3 separate regions of the Homo sapiens genome follow, and regions 1 and 2 are each linked to region 3. A link is a loop called in an ENCODE intact Hi-C map of the cell type or tissue named here. Cell type or tissue: HepG2. All regions are shown on one strand. Links, peaks and the distances in the headings refer to the core of each region. The heading gives the core; the rest is flanking DNA. Region 1 overlaps GPC6 (glypican 6). Region 2 overlaps GPC6 (glypican 6). Region 3 overlaps GPC6 (glypican 6).

Region 1 (5,547 bases), core at 310-5,309, 1.1 Mb before region 3:
ACAAAAGGAAAGACCTTACTTCCAATGGCCTCATTCATATTCCTAAATTATTTTAAAAAATCATATTACATTATGTCAAATCAATTTCTGTCTATAGGTGATTTAAAAAATACTAGTGGATTCATTTTCATCTCAAAGAAAAATTCAATTTCTGTTTTAGTATGAAATTATTAGTCATGATATTTGGCTGGGTAACTTCTGAAAGGAAATTATGCTGACCAAAAATCTGTCTGTCAAGTATATCATACTCCATCAAAGCACATAGTCCTGAAAAGTTATATTTGAAAACTAGGGGAGCTTTCAGGACAGTTGTTTCATTTTGATCATCTTTCCTACAAGAAGTTGCAGAGGTTTTGGACTTTGTCACTTAATTTATTTCCAATCAAAAATCAGCAGGACTCCCAAAAGACCATTTTGGGTATGAGAAGAACATGATCTGGGTGGTTCAGAAGAACCATCCTGGATATGGGAAGAACAAGAGACCATGATCAACACTACAGTTCAGATAGCAGTGTTCAGGAACTCTCGAATCGTGCATCTGAAATGCTCAAATATAACATCACCCCCAGTTCCTTGAGCTCACCTCCAACGAACAAAATGACATGTAAACAAACTAGGTATTGAAGAAGAAAAAAGGAAAATTATACTCATGATGCTTCTTTCTGTTCACCCCTGTTAGTATTATGCTATGGGTGGAAAGGCTGCTGTGGAAAATAATGAACTAGATGAAAGTGTAGGATGTTGAGCAGTGAGAGACAAAGCTTACAGTCATCTCTGGAAGTGTCACTCTCTTTACTTCTTACTTGCCAGGTAAGCTCTCTTCATTTTTGTTTTCATGCTTAGTCTCATCCCTCCTTCACTCTCCCATCAAGACCTCCCCCTGTCTCCATGGTGTCCTACCTCCCACGCCAAAGGGTGACATAGGTATTGCAGTGAATTTTTTTTTTTTTTTTTTTGAGAGGAGTCTTGCTCTGTTGCCCGGGCCGGAGTGCAGTAGCATGATCTCGGCTCACTGCAACCTCCGCCTCCCAGGTTCAAGCAATTCCCTGCCTCAGCCTTCCGCATACCTGGGATTACAGGTGCCCGCCACTACGCCCAGCTATTTTTTTTGTATTTTTAGTAGAGACGGGTTTTATCATGTTGGCCAGGCTGGTCTCAAACTCCTGACCTTGTGATTCACCCACCTGGGCCTCCCAATGTGGTGGGATTAGAGGCGTGAGCCACCGTGCCCGGCCAGTGATTCTTGTTAGAAGTGAAACTTCAGAACATCCATCCACATGAGTGGAACATCATGAAGCAAGATGCTGGTTCCTATCAGAGGAATCTTACATAGCGCAGCATTCAACATGTAATGAGATTAAGAACTCACACTCCCCCCATCCTCAACAGTCTGCAAATTCATAAATGCCTGTTATGGGTTGAATTATGTTTCCTAAAACATTACCTGGAAGTCTTAATCCCAGGAACCTCAGTATGGAAGGTGAGAAATAACGTCTTTGCAGAGGTAATTAGTTAAGATGGGCTCATACCAGAATAAAGTGGGATCTTAACCCAATATGACTGGTGTCCTTATAAGACAAGACCACAGACACAGACATGCAGGGAAATGCCATGTGATGAGGAAGGCAGAGGCTCAAGTGCTACAGCTGCAAGCCAAGGATTTTCCAGGGTTGTTGGGAAATCCACTAGAAGCTTAGAGAAGCTTCTAGTTCTAGAAGTTTCACTAGAAGCTTAGAGAAGGCCTGAAATAGACTCTCCCCTAGATCCTTCAGGGGGCGCATGCTTCTGCTGCTACCTTAATTTCAGACGTCTAGGCTTCAGAACTGAGACAATACATTTCTCTTGTATTAAGCCACTCCGTTTGTGGTACTTTGTTGTAGCAATCCTAGGAAGCTACAGTGCTCTTTAGCAAAAATAATAATGATACCAACAATAACAACAACCTGTCGCATATGTCCAGGAGCCAGCCCTGACAGGTGGATGTTCTCAAGAGAGCTGAACAGCTTTCCTACACTGTACCTCTTGATTCCCAGAGCTGGGTCTGCCTGAGCCTCTAGCAAACTTAGACCCACGTGTTTTTCATTAAGCATGTAGATGGCACTATGCCCCTTTTAGAGAAGGATCGTAACTCTGCAATGGGCATGTTCTTTCATGTTCATGTTCTTAGATCTGAGGAGCCCTAAATAAAAGTAGATGAACAGGACATTCTCTGCCATGCACTAGTAACGATTTGGTAAATTGAATCATATTTTAAGTACTCAGAGGGAGCTTGCTATTTAAATTCTTTTGCAAAGTAAGTATGACTTTTTCTTTTCCCCCCCAAAATCAGATTTTTGGATCTCAGTTTTCTTAAAGTAGGGAGCACAGCCCTGTATTAGATACTATTACAGGGCAAGATATATATATAAAACTTGGTGTCAGGTTAAGAAAGACAGAAAAATATTGACCTGCAGGTGTCTTCTGAGACATTATAGTCTGACAAATTTGAAATAATTCGACTAAGTGCTTTTTGCTAGCAGATTTTAAATTGAGAAACAGGGTGAATTTTATTATCTGCTTCAAACGTTTGAGATTCTATAAATATAGACCAGTTAATAGACTTGTTTTATAAATGTAATAATAGTAGTGGTAATTTAAGAATATTTTATTTTCATATCCCAGTCCCACTTGACTGCTAGGAGCCCATATTTTTCCAAAAAAGGAAATTTCTTGGAATGTTCTGAGAGCTTAGGATAAAACAGGAACAACTTTAATTCAACAAAGAGAAAAGCCAAAGCAGAGGAATTTACAGTTAATTCATGGATTAATCCAGAATATATTGAATAAGTACCATGGGCTTCCACTAGTAGAATCTTTTCAAGTGTAATTTTTATCCTTATAGAGACAGAGTTGCCTATTAGTGACAAAGCATATCGACAAAGAAAGGGTTAAATAGTTGCAGATAGTGTCAGTGTCCAAATACTAAAAATAGTGTGCAAACAATAAATGCTCGGTGTTAGCGGGGGCTGGAGATACTCCTGGGAAGGGATTCGGTCTGTTGCTCTGATATTCTCTGCAGACATGTCCTTGACTCATTTCGGGGCAATGACCAGTCACGAAGAGTAAAATTATCAGTCATGAAGCTTCAGGATGCTTTTGCATGCACATATGTGCAAAAAAGCATTTATGAGTGCGGCAAACTCAAATTTCCAGATTCTGGGGAAAGAAAAGTCTGTGAATTGAAAATCATCCCTCCTGTGAGACTAAGACTGCTTCGTGGAGATTGTTGTTTCATTTCAAGCTCATGTGGAAGACTCCTTCCTTGGTTCCAAGGGGCTTTTCCTTCCTAATTCATTGTTAATTCAAACCTGAATGTTCACATTCTCCCCTTAACAAAACATTCTTTACATTTCTAAAGGTTCACACAGGGCAGGGCCTAGGAGGCATGGGAGGCATTTGCTTATGTGATAAATAAAATATCAAAATTTTCCATAAAGATAAGATCAATATTGTTGATTTTTTTCTTTTTGCCTCTGAGCCCATTTTAGTCCTGGGTTCACAAATTATTGGTTGTGAGAACACCGTCAATAAACATTAGCCCTGTGTTTAAAACATCCTTAATTCTTTTCTGAGGAGGAAAAGTTTTTAGTTAAAATAATAATGATGGGCCAGGCACAGTGACTCACACCTGTAATCCCAAAACTTTGGGAGGCTGAGGCGGGAGGCTCACTTGAGCCCAGGAGTTCGACACCAGCCTGGGCAACATAGTGAGACCTGGTCTCTACAAAAAATACAAAAATTAGCTGGGCCTGATGACACACGTCTGTAGTCCCAGGTACTCAGGAGGCTGAGGTGGGAGGATCACCTGAGCCTGGGGAAGTTGAGGCTGCAGTGAGCTGTGATTGCACCACTGAACTCCAGGCTGGGCCACAGAGCAAGATCCTGCCTCAAAAAAAAAGTTAACAACAATAACAAGTTTTAAACAAGCTCTCAAAGTTGATTCATTCCCTTATTCTTCAACAAATATATTTCCTGTGCCTCTGTTGTGTCCTGAGCCCCTTGTAACACATGCGAGACCACTTCATAAGCCTTAATAATCCTAGCCTTAATTTTCTATTTTCCCTATTTCATGCTCTTCGACTTTCATTTTCTTATTCCCAGTTTTGGTCCTGGAGGATGCTGACGTGAAAGGAACAGCATGAGTCTTATGCACTCAGTTCTTTTTCTGTCCCTGTATCTGGATTACCCTACTTAGTAAGCTAAACAACCTCGTGCTGATTCAGAGCCAAAGGAGGGATCAGCCCCATGAAATGAGAGGCCGTGTGCTTTTGTGCGGAGGCAAAGGCTGCGGGCTTCATTAGAGATGGCTGTGAAGGAATCCATGTAGCCGGTGTCACTTATGATGCAGCAGGCTCTCCTGGCAAAAGGAGAGTCATTTATAGTTCAGGGCTTCTCCTGGTGGGTTAAATACCGTAAATCCTTATGAGTAATGCCAGAGCCATAGAATCAATAAAAACCAAAATGACCTTCACTCAGCCTGCCCTCGAAGTGGATGATCCCGGAGTGATAGACACCTCGTTGCTACATGGGGGAAATGTAATCTGGCAAAAATGACAAGGATCACTTCTGTGTTACTTTATTCTCTGCCTTTCTCACTTTTAATCAGTTCTGGCAGGGCATGAGATTTTCAGATATGTTTTCCAGTTTAATTTGTGAAAAACCTCATACTTCAGGGTGACATTGGCCATCCAGTGAATCAGGAAATCCCTCAAATCTCTTTTGGGAGAGTGTCAGGCAAAATCAGCTGCAACCCTGGACAGCTGCTCTTTGAAGTATTGAACGGGGAGCTGGCGAGACAGTCTAGGACTGAGGATGGGCTTACGAGAGAGACAGGAGGGAGAAGCACAAGGGACCCCGAGGTGCAGGAGGCAACCTCCTGATAAAGTTCCCAACACTGAGGGCCAGAGAAGAAAGTGCACCAGGGAGTGACGGATGGAGAAAGAATTTCCCCGTGGGATTCCAGTTCTTAGCTTTGCGCACGTGTAGTTTCCCGGGGCTGCCAGGAAAGTCCCACAACGGGGTGACTTAAAACAACAGAAATGTATTCTCTCACACTTCTGGATGCCCGGAGTCTGAAGGTATTGACCAGGTTGGTTCTTTCTGGAGGTTCAGAGGGAGGATCTGTGCACTGCTCTCTCCTAACATCTGGTGGCTCCTGGGCATCCTTTGACCGACGGCTGCATCACTGCCATCTCTGCCTCTGTCTTTACACGGTGTTCTTCCTCTGTATGTGCCTCCTCTGGGTCTCCGTGTCCAAATTCCCTTCTTATTAGGAAGCCAGTCATTGGATTCAAGGCTCATCCTATTCCTATGCGACCTATTGGTTACATCTGCAAAGACCCTATTCTCAATTAAGGTCTCATTCGCAGGTAGTGGAAGTTAGGACTTCGACATATCTTTTTGGGGGACGCAATTCAACTCACAGTAGTGCTTTCTATTAAATAACCAAAAAGTATACTTTCAGCTACTGGAACGAAATAAATAGTAGTTCTTCAAAGTGCTTTATTA
Region 2 (5,547 bases), core at 402-5,401, 110 kb before region 3:
TTGCTGTAGTGTTTTAAAAACTGTTGACTCACCGTGCATCATTGTGATTTTCTTACATCTCCTCTGGATAGATAACATACATTCTCCATGAACTTTACTGTTCAGCTCTGCTTATGACACGTGGTGACTAAACCAAAAATCATTTTCGTCTTCATCCACCAAGAATAATCTTTTTGACAATTTTATTGCTTATATTTACTAAGACACAGGCATGGGCAAGGACTTCATGTCTAAAACACCAAAAGCAATGGCAACAAAAGCCAAAATTGACAAATGGGATCTAAATAAACTAAAGAGCTTCTGCACAGCAAAAGAAACTACCATCAGAGTGAACAGGCAACCTGCAGAATGGAAGAAAATTTTCGCAACCTACTCATCTGACAAAGGGCTAATATCCAGAATCTACAATGAACTCAAACAAATTTACAAGAAAAAAACAAACAATCCCATCAAAAAGTGGGTGAAGGACATGAACAGACACTTCTCAAAAGAAGACATTTATGCAGCCAAAAAACACATGAAAAAATGCTCAGCATCACTGGCCATCAGAGAATTGCAAATCAAAACCACAATGAGATACCATCTCACACCAGTCAGAATGGCAATCATTAAAAAGTCAGGAAACAACAGGTGCTGGAGAGGATGTGGAGAAATAGGAACACTTTTACACTGTTGGTGGGACTGTAAACTAGTTCAACCATTGTGGAAGTCAGTGTGGCGATTCCTCAGGGATCTAGAACTAGAAATACCATTTGACCCAGCCATCCCATTACTGGGTATATACCCAAAGGACTATAAATTGTGCTGCTATAAAGACACATGCACACGTATGTTTATTGCGGCATTATTCACAATAGCAAAGACTTGGAACCAACCCAAATGTCCAACAATGATAGACTGGATTAAGAAAATGTGGCACATATACACCATGGAATACTATGCAGCCATAAAAAATGATGAGTTCATGTCTTTTGTAGGAACATGGATGAAATCGGAAATCATCATTCTCAGTAAACTATCACAAGAACAAAAAACCAAACACCGCATATTCTCACTCATAGGTGGGAATTGAACAATGAGAACACATGGACACAGGAAGGGGAACATCACACTCTGGGGACTGTTGTGGGGTGGGGGGAGGAGGGAGGGATAGCATTGGGAGATATACCTAACGCTAGATGATGAGTTAGTGGGTGCAGCACACCAGCATGGCACATGTATACATATGTAACTAACCTGCACATTGTACGCATGTACCCTAAAACTTAAAGTATAATAATAATTTTAAAAAAAACAAAAAAAAAAACAAAAAAAAAGGAAAGAAAAAAAAAGACACAAAACCTACTGACATTATTTAGTACTTATGAAACGTCTTGGTAGAGATACTAATACATTTTGCAGCCATTTAAAAAATAGTCGTTCATCAGTATAATGTTGAATTCAGACTGTTCTGACCTGTCTTTTCACCTAAAAATTAATACTAGCACTGTTTGGCAGAAGTCAGTGGGGCGATGGAATCTGGGAGACTCACATTTGTACTTGCTAAGCAATGCATTTATTTAAAAAGATGCAGAGTGCTTAAAACTTTAACAACCACTTGAGTACTCCTTTAAGAAACATTTATTTAGGACAAAATGTACCACAGTTGTTTCCTGAAGATTAGTAAAGCAAGTTAGAACATCAGAAAATGACTTTTCCTATGTAAGACCTCACCTCAAACCCTTTAAAAAAAATTTTTTTTTTTATTATCAGTAAGTCACTTCCAAACTCTCTCCCTCTGTGAATAAGTTCAGTCAATCTAACTCCAGCCATATTTATTTGGAATATATTAAGTGCCTGACAGTACTCGAGCAGAACTCCATCTCACAGTTATGTTTTTTAGTAAAAGTCACTAAGACAATATTTAATATATTTGGGCACCTTTCCTTTGCAGTTATTTGGTCCTGATGTCACAGAAAAATGGATTTTCCCACCCTTACATTCTCACCTTGGATGGGTTTACAGCCCTTGATCAAAGAGACTCAATCACAGGTAATGTCTTTATGGGTACTAATACTGTAAGGAGATGGTAAAATGGATCTACCACTCAGAAATTCAAAAGCAAAGGGTTACATTCAGAGGAACCAAAACATGCTGGAGAGACCTTGGAAGAATACAGGGCAACTGAGAAATTCTCTCCAGGAAGAACTGGGCAGAGACAATCTGATGTTTGAGGAGCTGAGTGCTTCCACTGAGCTTGCACAGCAAGCACACAAGCTGTCCTCTGATTAGTTATTTGGAGTGGCATGTAGAGGTGAACTGGCAGAGATATTATAGAACTAATGAACCCCAAAACATACCCCAGAGCATCCTGACAGCAGAGATTATGAAAGAGTTACCTTATTTATTACAAAACACAGTTCTCCTTCAACTAACAATTCATCACTTACTGAGGCTGGAGTCTTTGTATGATCATCCAGTCACAAGTGAAAGATCAACAACCAAGAGTAAACAAAACAGTTGCAATCCTGCAAGTGAACAATCTGTCTTCTCTTGAAATTCTCCCAGTTGTGATTATCTGCTTTGACTGCACGGACCCAGGGACTCTAGAAACTCCTTTTGCCCTTACTGAAGTCGGGTTTTTAAGGTCCAGGTTTTTTTCTGCCTAACCACTACTGCTGTTCCTGTATCTTTCATTTATCTCTGTCTGTTAGCATTTGCAGGGTCTCGCATCTCATAATAGAATAGGAAGTACTCCTTTAAGCAGAAAAACCAGGATTCTTTTCCATCTTATTTTGTGCAATTTGTAAACACTTTTTCTTTTTATGAATATATGTATTAATAGTACCTGTTTATTATAGAAGATTTAGAAAATACACGTTTTTAAATGAATAAAGGAAATATTTAATCTCTTGCAACCTGTAGATAATGGCTATGAATGTCTGTTCTATATCTTATGAACATCTATGGCATGATGCTTATTTCTCTGGATAAGAAAGTTTTTATGCCCCAGGATAAGTCCTACATAGCAGGATGGAGCAATATACATCTTAGGGGTTTGTGGGAAGGAATTAGAGACAATGACAGGGAAAACAGGCTGCCAGATGCTTTGCAACTTTTGCCTAATTTTTGGAAATGAGGTGGGAACAGGCAGAAGCAATGGGGTTTTGAACATTTTCTCTGTTTGAGCGGGAAACTCATCTTGGTTCCTAGGGCCTATGTATGGCAAGAAAGTTTCAGAGCTTCAGGCAAGCAGCAAGGAGAATCCATAAGGTCTGAACTGTGACAGGAACCAAGGGCACAGCAGCTTAGGGCTAAAGCATGGGCCACTTGAGCTGATGAACAAATATAAACAGCAGCCAGATTTCAGGAGGTATCCGTAGCACCAAGCAAGAGGTGGTCAGCAAGAGAGGGGTGCGTTTTGCAGATTTGAAAAACAAAAAAAGCGAGTAAGATTCCAGAGGACAGAATCAGACCAAACACTGCACAATAGATCCAGAGGCCCATACCCTAGAACTCAAGCACTGGCCACACAGTGGGGTCACGGAGTTAAAGGCTTCCACATCCACACTAGAAGCCTCTAAGTCTGCCTGCAAACATAGATTTTCAGAAGGGAAGAAGGATAGAAATAACTGATCAGGAGTTGAACTGTGAACCTATTGAATATATTTCTAACAGAAAGTGTTTGGAAACCAAAAGCGACTTTGGAGGAAAAATAATCCACTGATAACTCATCAACATACATCAATTCTATCCCACTCCAACCATCACTACCAGTAAGGGTGGGGGATTCAAAAGTAAACACATCAATTATAGAAAACTTAAAAGATTCTATTTTGCTGCACATCTAATTTGTAGGCACTTACTTTTTTTATCTACACACACAGCACACAATAGAATTCTCATATTTCATAAATCCATGATATTATTTTATAGGCTCTGGTATCCGTGGACCATACTAACTTTTGGGCTACAGTAAAATGACCTCTCATTCTGTATTGCTCTCTGTGCCTGCTTTTTGTGACATGCCTCTGTCACCTACTCACAAATTCACTCTCACGCCCTGGACATCTCTCAGGGAGGCCAATGCCTGTTCTGCCACCTCTGACTCCTGTCTCCCATCTCCCTTGTCATCCACTTTCACTGCACAGATTGGCAGAGACATATTTCAGTCTGGTCTCTGAATCCATCTCACAACCTTATACTTGACGATTCCGATTCTCTAAGTGGTTTTCACTCTGGGGTTTCAACAAACCTTCTGGTCTCTACTTTCCGCTCAGTAGGAGACACTCTTTATCCTGTTTTGATGTTTTTAAATTGGAGGCAGTAACTTGTGGAATGATGTTCTTTTACTGGCTCTCTCTAGGAACTAGACATTTTCTTTACAATCATGTTCCTGAGTTTCCCCTTTGAAAAAACTTTCATCTTCTCCCAATGACTTAGGGTAAAGAGTAAAAATTCCATGTTTAATACAGAGGCTGGGAAGGCATAACAGCTTATATTCTGATGGTTTCTCTTCCAACACGTTTTAACTTTTTAAAATATGTTTTCTTTGCCTAATTATTTTGTTTATTCAAGATAGTAATGCATGGAGATTAAAAAAAATGTTCAGATTATATGAACAGAATGACATAGTACAGAAAGATCCACATGCTCTATGTTTGCAGACTTACCTTGCCTTCCTCCAGGTAAATTACTGGCCAATAACCTCTGTCTCAGACTTTTCACATTACCTTGAAATATTTACTCTCATTAGCAGTACCATTTTGAATTCATACTTCCAAAGCCTCAGAAAACTTTTCCATGTTTCAAAAGCATTTTAAAATATACTTAACTATATTTAAGGTCCAGAAAAATCACAGTTTTAATATTTTCCCCATTGCAGTTTGCACATTCAACTATTGCACATATCAAATATGTATATTTATTATAAACACATATACATATATAATTTTATTTTTCTAAGTAGATAACTTTTGTCACTCAAAGCTTGTAATCTCATGGATACACAGGCACAGAATGTACGATTATCCCATTTTACAGATGAGGAAGTTGAGTAACAGAAGATTCTATGGCCTCCTTGAGGTAACAGAGCTAGTAGAATAAAGGTAATGCAATGTGATGACATAAGAAAAATCAATTAGTTATTATTATTATTTTTTTCTACACAAGAATATTAGGTTGGGTGCGGTGGCTCATGCCTGTAATCCTGGCACTTTGGGAAGCCTAGGCTGGAAGATTGCTTCAGCCAAGGAATTTGAGACTGGCCTGGGCAACATGCTGAGACCCAGCCTCTATAAAAAATTTAAAATTAGCCTAGCATGGTGGCACGCATCTGTAGCCCTAGCTACCTGGGAGGCTGAGGTGGGAGGATCTCGAGCCCAGGAGGTTGAAGCAGCAGTGAGCCGTGATCACACCACTGCACTCCAGCCTGGGCAAAAAGTGAAAAAAAAAACAAAAAAAAAAAAAGAGAGAGAGAATTAAGGCAATACATTTCTATCTGCATTTGAGCTTGACAGACATAACAATCACCTAAAACACTTTCCCCTATTAATCATCTATTACACA
Region 3 (5,547 bases), core at 395-5,394:
TCCTATGTAAATAAAAAGTTCATATTATTTCCAATTTACTTGATGCTCAAGAGATTCTTTGAAAGTTTTCATATTGTTTATGTAATGGGTATAATGTTTTACAAATACTTTAAAAACAGATTCCATTCTGTTTGCTCCTTAAATCATTTATTTCCTTATAGGTTTCCACCTCTAAGGGCATGAGGGTCTGTTACATCATCTCTTTAGTAGGCAGAAGTCTCTAAATGTGGCAGAAGGGCTTGAATTCCAGTCAGAAAGAGAAAGAGATAGCAAACCCATCCCTGCCCAAGGGGTCTGTGCAAAGGAAGGAGGTGGAAGAATGGTAATGGTTTGCCAAGTCACCCAGTGATACGGCTTGGCTATGTCCCCACCCAAATCTCATCTTGAATTGTAGCTCCCATCATTCCCTCAGGTTGTAGAGGGACCCAGTGGGAGATAACTGAATCATGGGGATGGTTTCCTCCATACTGTTTTGTGGTAGTGAATAAGTCTCACGAGATCTGATGGTTTTATAAGAGCAAACCCCTTTCGCTTGGCTCTCATTCTCTTCTCTTGACTGCTGCCATGTGAGACGTGTCTTTCACCCTCCACCATGATTGTGAGGCCTCCCCAGCCATGTGGAACTGTGAGTTCATTAAACCTCTTTCTTTTGTAAATTGCCCAGTCTTGGATATGTCTTTATCAGCAGTGTGAAAACAAACTAATACACCCAGTTTCTCTCTGAGCTTTGCCTCAATGCTGGGAAGCCAAAGGGAAGCAGGATGTGGGGCCCAAATTCTGCCTAGGATTCTGTGAAGAGATTGCCTGGTGGGCTACCTGGACCAACTTTAGGGTCAACTTTGGGGCACAGAGTACTCAGAGGGAGAGCTACACCCCTCACCTGGGTAGCACTGGTCTGGCTCAGCAATCCCTAGAGCCCTCCTGGGAAGAACTCAGAAAGCAGCGGAGTTGCAAACCAGAGGCTTGTCATGGTCCCCCCATGCCAAGTGATCAAGGCTGGAGGTGGGCCAGAGGCCAGTTGAGTGACAAACCAGTGACTCAGGAGGTCTTCATGCCCAGAAAGGCCAATGTGAGGGTGAATACCAAAGGAAGGGGACTAGTTACCCGGTCCTTCCCAACTTGAATAAGAGCAGATCACAAAGTATACCACCCCCAGATATGCAGGCCAGCAGGGCCCTGGAAATGGGCAGAGCCCTAGGACCCTCAGTTTTCTTTCGTGAGAAAGAGTCACTCCTTTATCACTCCGCAATCTAAGAGATTTATTTCCTCCTCTACTCTGTGTTAATTGACAAGCATGTGTACAGCCTTTCGTACTTGTCAGATACTATTCTAAGAGCTTTAGAAGTGTTCATTCGTGTAGCACAATCCCAGTGATGAGAGATAGGAATTGCTATTACCCCTGTTTACAGATGGAAAAATCAAGGCACAGAGAGGTTCAGAAAAGGCTAAGTAGAGGAGCCAGGAGTCAAAGCCACTGCACCACAGCAAGTATCCCACTTGATTGACTGTCAGCTAGAAAGGCAAAACTGATCAGACTACATTTTCAACTAGATCAGACTAAAATGTTTTCTCCTGTTACCCATCAAGTGGGAGCTCCTGCGGAAAACTACACAGGTTATATGAGCAAGAAGAGAAGGAGAAGGAGAAACCAAGAGGTGGAGGAAAAAGGAACTATATGCCTTTTACATCAGAGTTGCAACATATGTATATTTTCAATTCAAAAATGGTGGCAGCTCACAACTTCCCAAAGGTCCTTCCAAAAGCTTGTAAAATGAGCCATTTCCTGGAGTGAGGAATGATGACTCACCCGCATGGCTGTTTTTCTCTTACCTCTGCTAGTTACCACTGGAAAGTGGAAATATGAGGCGCTGCTTGGACCAAAGTGAAATCAAAAGACATACTATTTCTCTAGTTTTTAAAATGGAAAAACCTCCAATTTGACAAGGGCTCTTCAGTTATGTTTAACATTTTTTTCCCAAAAGTCCACAAGACTGAAATGCCAACCTCTTTCAACAGACCAAACCTTTTAAAGGCCTTCATGTTCCCTATGCAGGAAGCCCATAGCTGCCTATAAGGCAAACATTTCACAACCCTTACCAACAGAGGACGAAACTAAACACTCAGAACAACAGAAAGGGAAGCCAAAGGCAGAAAGGATACAATTCTAAATGTTAAATGTGTTATTTTCAGAAATACACAGCAATTTTTAGGATTAAAATCAATCAATTTAAAGTATAAGGAGTTTCAGAGGTTTCACAGGGTTCCATTAATTATTTTCCCTGATGCGATATTACCAAATGGGGGCCCCTATTAATGGTGAAAATACGTCCTCAGTGATCTCAGTTCCTGATGGGTGGTAATATAGGACAGACAGCTCAGTAAGGTGGTAGGTTTATGGCACTGATAATACTTTCTATTTATCTGAAATTTGTTTCAGTTTTTCAAATCTAACATGCCAGTGAATAGGTCCTAGGATATGGTGTTGGTACAATGTCTGTAAACAATGATTCTTTCAGGGAGGGGAAAAAAGAACAGTGCTTTCAATGTTCAGTATCCTTTACATCTGCTGCTCAGCTGGAAACACTGTTAAAAGGCCATTAGAACCTTAAGGTAACAGGCCTCGAATGCTATGAAAGCCATGGAGCAATTTGCTGTTTGTGTTAGGCGTATCAGCTCCAGCCACTTCCTTTTCATGGGCTGAAAACAGCTTCTGTCATGAGCCGTGAAAATCAATTCCACAGTAACCAGGCTGAAATGCGGTTGAAGGTGGTGCACCTACAGGCTGGCGCTGTGCAGCAGAGCCTCCTTCTGGGCATCCGTGGCACCTTCCAGAAGTTTCAGGCAGCGGCTCCCAGCAGTGCCCGGGAGGTAATGAGCAGCTCAGTACTTCCAGGAACCTTCAGGCTTATGGCTTAGGACACTGGTCCTCTCTTATACTTAATTAGGTTAAAATAGAAATTGTCACCCTGAATGAAGATAGCTGTAGGAAGTGTCGTACTGGGAAAAAGCCTGCTCTTGCTTATTTGTATTCCATTTTTCCTGATTATAGTAATTGTGACAGAGGCTCACTTAAAAAAGAAAAAAAAAAAAAACACTTTTTGTGGGCCTTTTAAAGTACAGAACATTTTTAGACTTTTTTTTTTTCAAACATAAGATCATACTTTTGAAAATATATCCTTTAGGGGACTAAGCAGTTTTGTCAAGACTGTGCTTTTTAAAATCATGGCTAGAAAGGTTAAAACTCATTTTTAAATATGCTACAGGTTTTTCTGTTCTAGGAAATTGTTATTCCAGTTGTAAAAATCAACCTTGGTTATCACATAGAATTAAGCTCATTCTAACCTATATTTCTATATATAGTCAACCCTTTGTTATACTGGAAACCTTTGTATACACTGCTAAGCATGTTCTGAGTAAGAATAAATTGGCACTCCTAAATCACAGCAACCAGCTTATGTGTATACATATAACTTCTTGTAATATTATCTCATCATCAATAGCCCAGGCCGAGTAACTGATTCAGTTAATTAGTTAAATTTTGTGTTAACAACAAAATGGAAAAAATATAATTTCATGTTTTTTGGTCTGAATATCTGATGCACCTAACTTGTTTTAACTGAAATTTAAGTGTGATTACTCCATACATATTTTGTTGACTAAAACAGAAAAATATACAATTTTTATGTCTTTTGCACAAAATACATAATGAAGATCTCTTAGTGATTCTAAGACATTTCCAAGTTATATTTTAAAGAGGGGAAGGTGGTAATTGAAAATAGATTATTCATAATAGGTGTGTTGTTGATGACATATGATTTGCCATTTGTAAGGTATTTTATATTCAATTGAAACTGACCTTTTATGAGGGCCATGTGGTAATATAAGTGAAATGAATATATTCTTTATTGCGGTCATATAAAAAGATTGGCCTAAGCTTTTAACATAATGCTTGACCTGATATCTAATATCCCCAAGTCTGTGAAAGAATATTGAATAAGATACCATATCATGAAATGAGTAGTAAAAGCATAATAAAATCCTTTCACACATTAGCACTTGATAATGTAAAAGTAACAGTAAACTAAGATTCTCAAGTTCAAGGCAAATATAGTTGGAGGAGAAGCTAATAATGGATCACCACATAGGAGTGTCCAGCAATCCTGCATTTTCAGATTGTTAGTACTTTAGAATTACAAGTTCCCATTTTCAAAATAGCAATCCTAAACTCTGCAAAAACATTTGTTAGGCCAACAGAAAACAGAGGTCAAAGATAATCTTAATTTGTTTATTGGTGATTTTTAATATAGCTTGTAGGTATCTAAAAGCGATCTCAAAAATTCTGTCTTCTAAAATCAGTTCATTAATATAAACATCTCTTTAAAGAATTAGGTATCTCCTAAGGGTACTGCAAAGATACTAGAATGGTTTTTGTTGCAAGTTAGTTTCCAGTAGTTGTTTCTTTCATAATAAAATGTTACATTATACTTAAAATTTTTGTTAAATATTTGGCTGTAAAAAAAAAAAGAAAAGAAAAAAGAGAACAAATTACCAGAAATTTTAAATGTCACAGTTTTTTAAGTTTGAAAAACTCCCAATCATGGAGATTTGGGGGGGAAATTAGGATAAGCAAACAGCTAAAAGACAATTTTTTTTTTCCAGGAAAAAATGTAAGGCCTGTCATTTAAAAATACCTATAATGTGTGCATAGTGGCTTTTTTTTTTTTTTTTTTTTTTTTTTTTGAGACAGTCTTGCTCTGCCGCCCAGGCCTGAATGCAGTGGCACAATCTCGGCTCACTGCAAGCTCCGCCTCTGGGGTTCACCTCCTGCCTCAACCTCCCTAGTAGCTGGGAATACAGGTGCCCACCACCACATCCGGCTAATTTTTTTGTATTTTTAGTAGAGACGAGGTTTCACCGTGTAAGCCAGGATGGTCTCAATCATAGTGGCTTTTGTTAAGTTCATTTCACAAGTGCTAGTGACTTTGAGTTATTCTCATCTATTAAGAAAATAGTAAATAAAAGTTATTTATTATTATTATTTTTTAGAACACTTCAAGGTGTTTTCTTTGCAAAGAAAATGGTTGCCTCAACATCACTGCAATCTTAAGAAAAAAAATACCTCTAGTTCCTTCAAATTCTGTGGAGAAGCACTGGCCCCTGCTAATCTCAGCTGTCCTGGGGGCACAAAGAGAGGAAGCCAATTGCTTGATAAACCTAAAACTATGATGTAAGGAGCAAACATGCAACTAGTAAAGCCTAGAGAGTGCAGGTGTGCATGCCCAGAATGTATTATGCTATATCTTTAATTCAATGTGTACAAAATGCAGAGTGACCAGCTCTAAATGTAGTCGCCTTGCATAACAGTCTAAAAGTCAGGGGAAATGGCTAGATCTGTGCCTGAGAGGCTAGGATAGGAAAAACAGCTCAAGGAGGAGGTTGGGGGGATGGAATTTCTCTTGACCAGAAATCTCAACAGGACCAAAAATTAATTAAGAGTCATAGGTACCAACAGAAGGCATACCATATTAGTAAGAAAAATAGGATCCT

What was found. Peaks named below come from ENCODE experiments on the same cell type or tissue, not always from the same donor. Only the 100,000 strongest peaks of a DNase experiment are listed, where the experiment ranks them.
Region 1: a loop joins it to region 3, with 13 times the contacts of the local background. A loop is called at or near these places in 8 of 110 quality-filtered maps.
Region 2: it touches region 3 in a loop (4-fold over the local background); 2 of 110 quality-filtered maps call a loop at or near these places.

What each region holds. Positions count from the first base shown.
Region 1 is chr13:94,342,129-94,347,675 of GRCh38, reverse strand. The region is part of intron 6 of GPC6 (glypican 6); the gene reads right to left. Among named protein-coding and RNA genes, the nearest start is that of DCT, 130 kb to the left of the region's middle. RefSeq lists an enhancer at 3,062-3,660. In HepG2, for the core only: no CTCF peak of the experiment used is centred there; a DNase peak (open chromatin) is centred at 3,005.
Region 2 is chr13:93,358,877-93,364,423 of GRCh38, reverse strand. The region is part of intron 1 of GPC6 (glypican 6); the gene reads right to left. Among named protein-coding and RNA genes, the nearest start is that of GPC6, 130 kb to the right of the region's middle. In HepG2, for the core only: no CTCF peak of the experiment used is centred there; a DNase peak (open chromatin) is centred at 2,493.
Region 3 is chr13:93,245,983-93,251,529 of GRCh38, reverse strand. The region is part of intron 1 of GPC6 (glypican 6); the gene reads right to left. Among named protein-coding and RNA genes, the nearest start is that of GPC6, 22 kb to the right of the region's middle. RefSeq lists enhancers at 2,305-2,804, 2,805-3,306. In HepG2, for the core only: a CTCF peak has its summit at 2,803 (motif pointing left); DNase peaks (open chromatin) are centred at 1,929 and 2,709; H3K4me3 peaks cover 1,380 bases.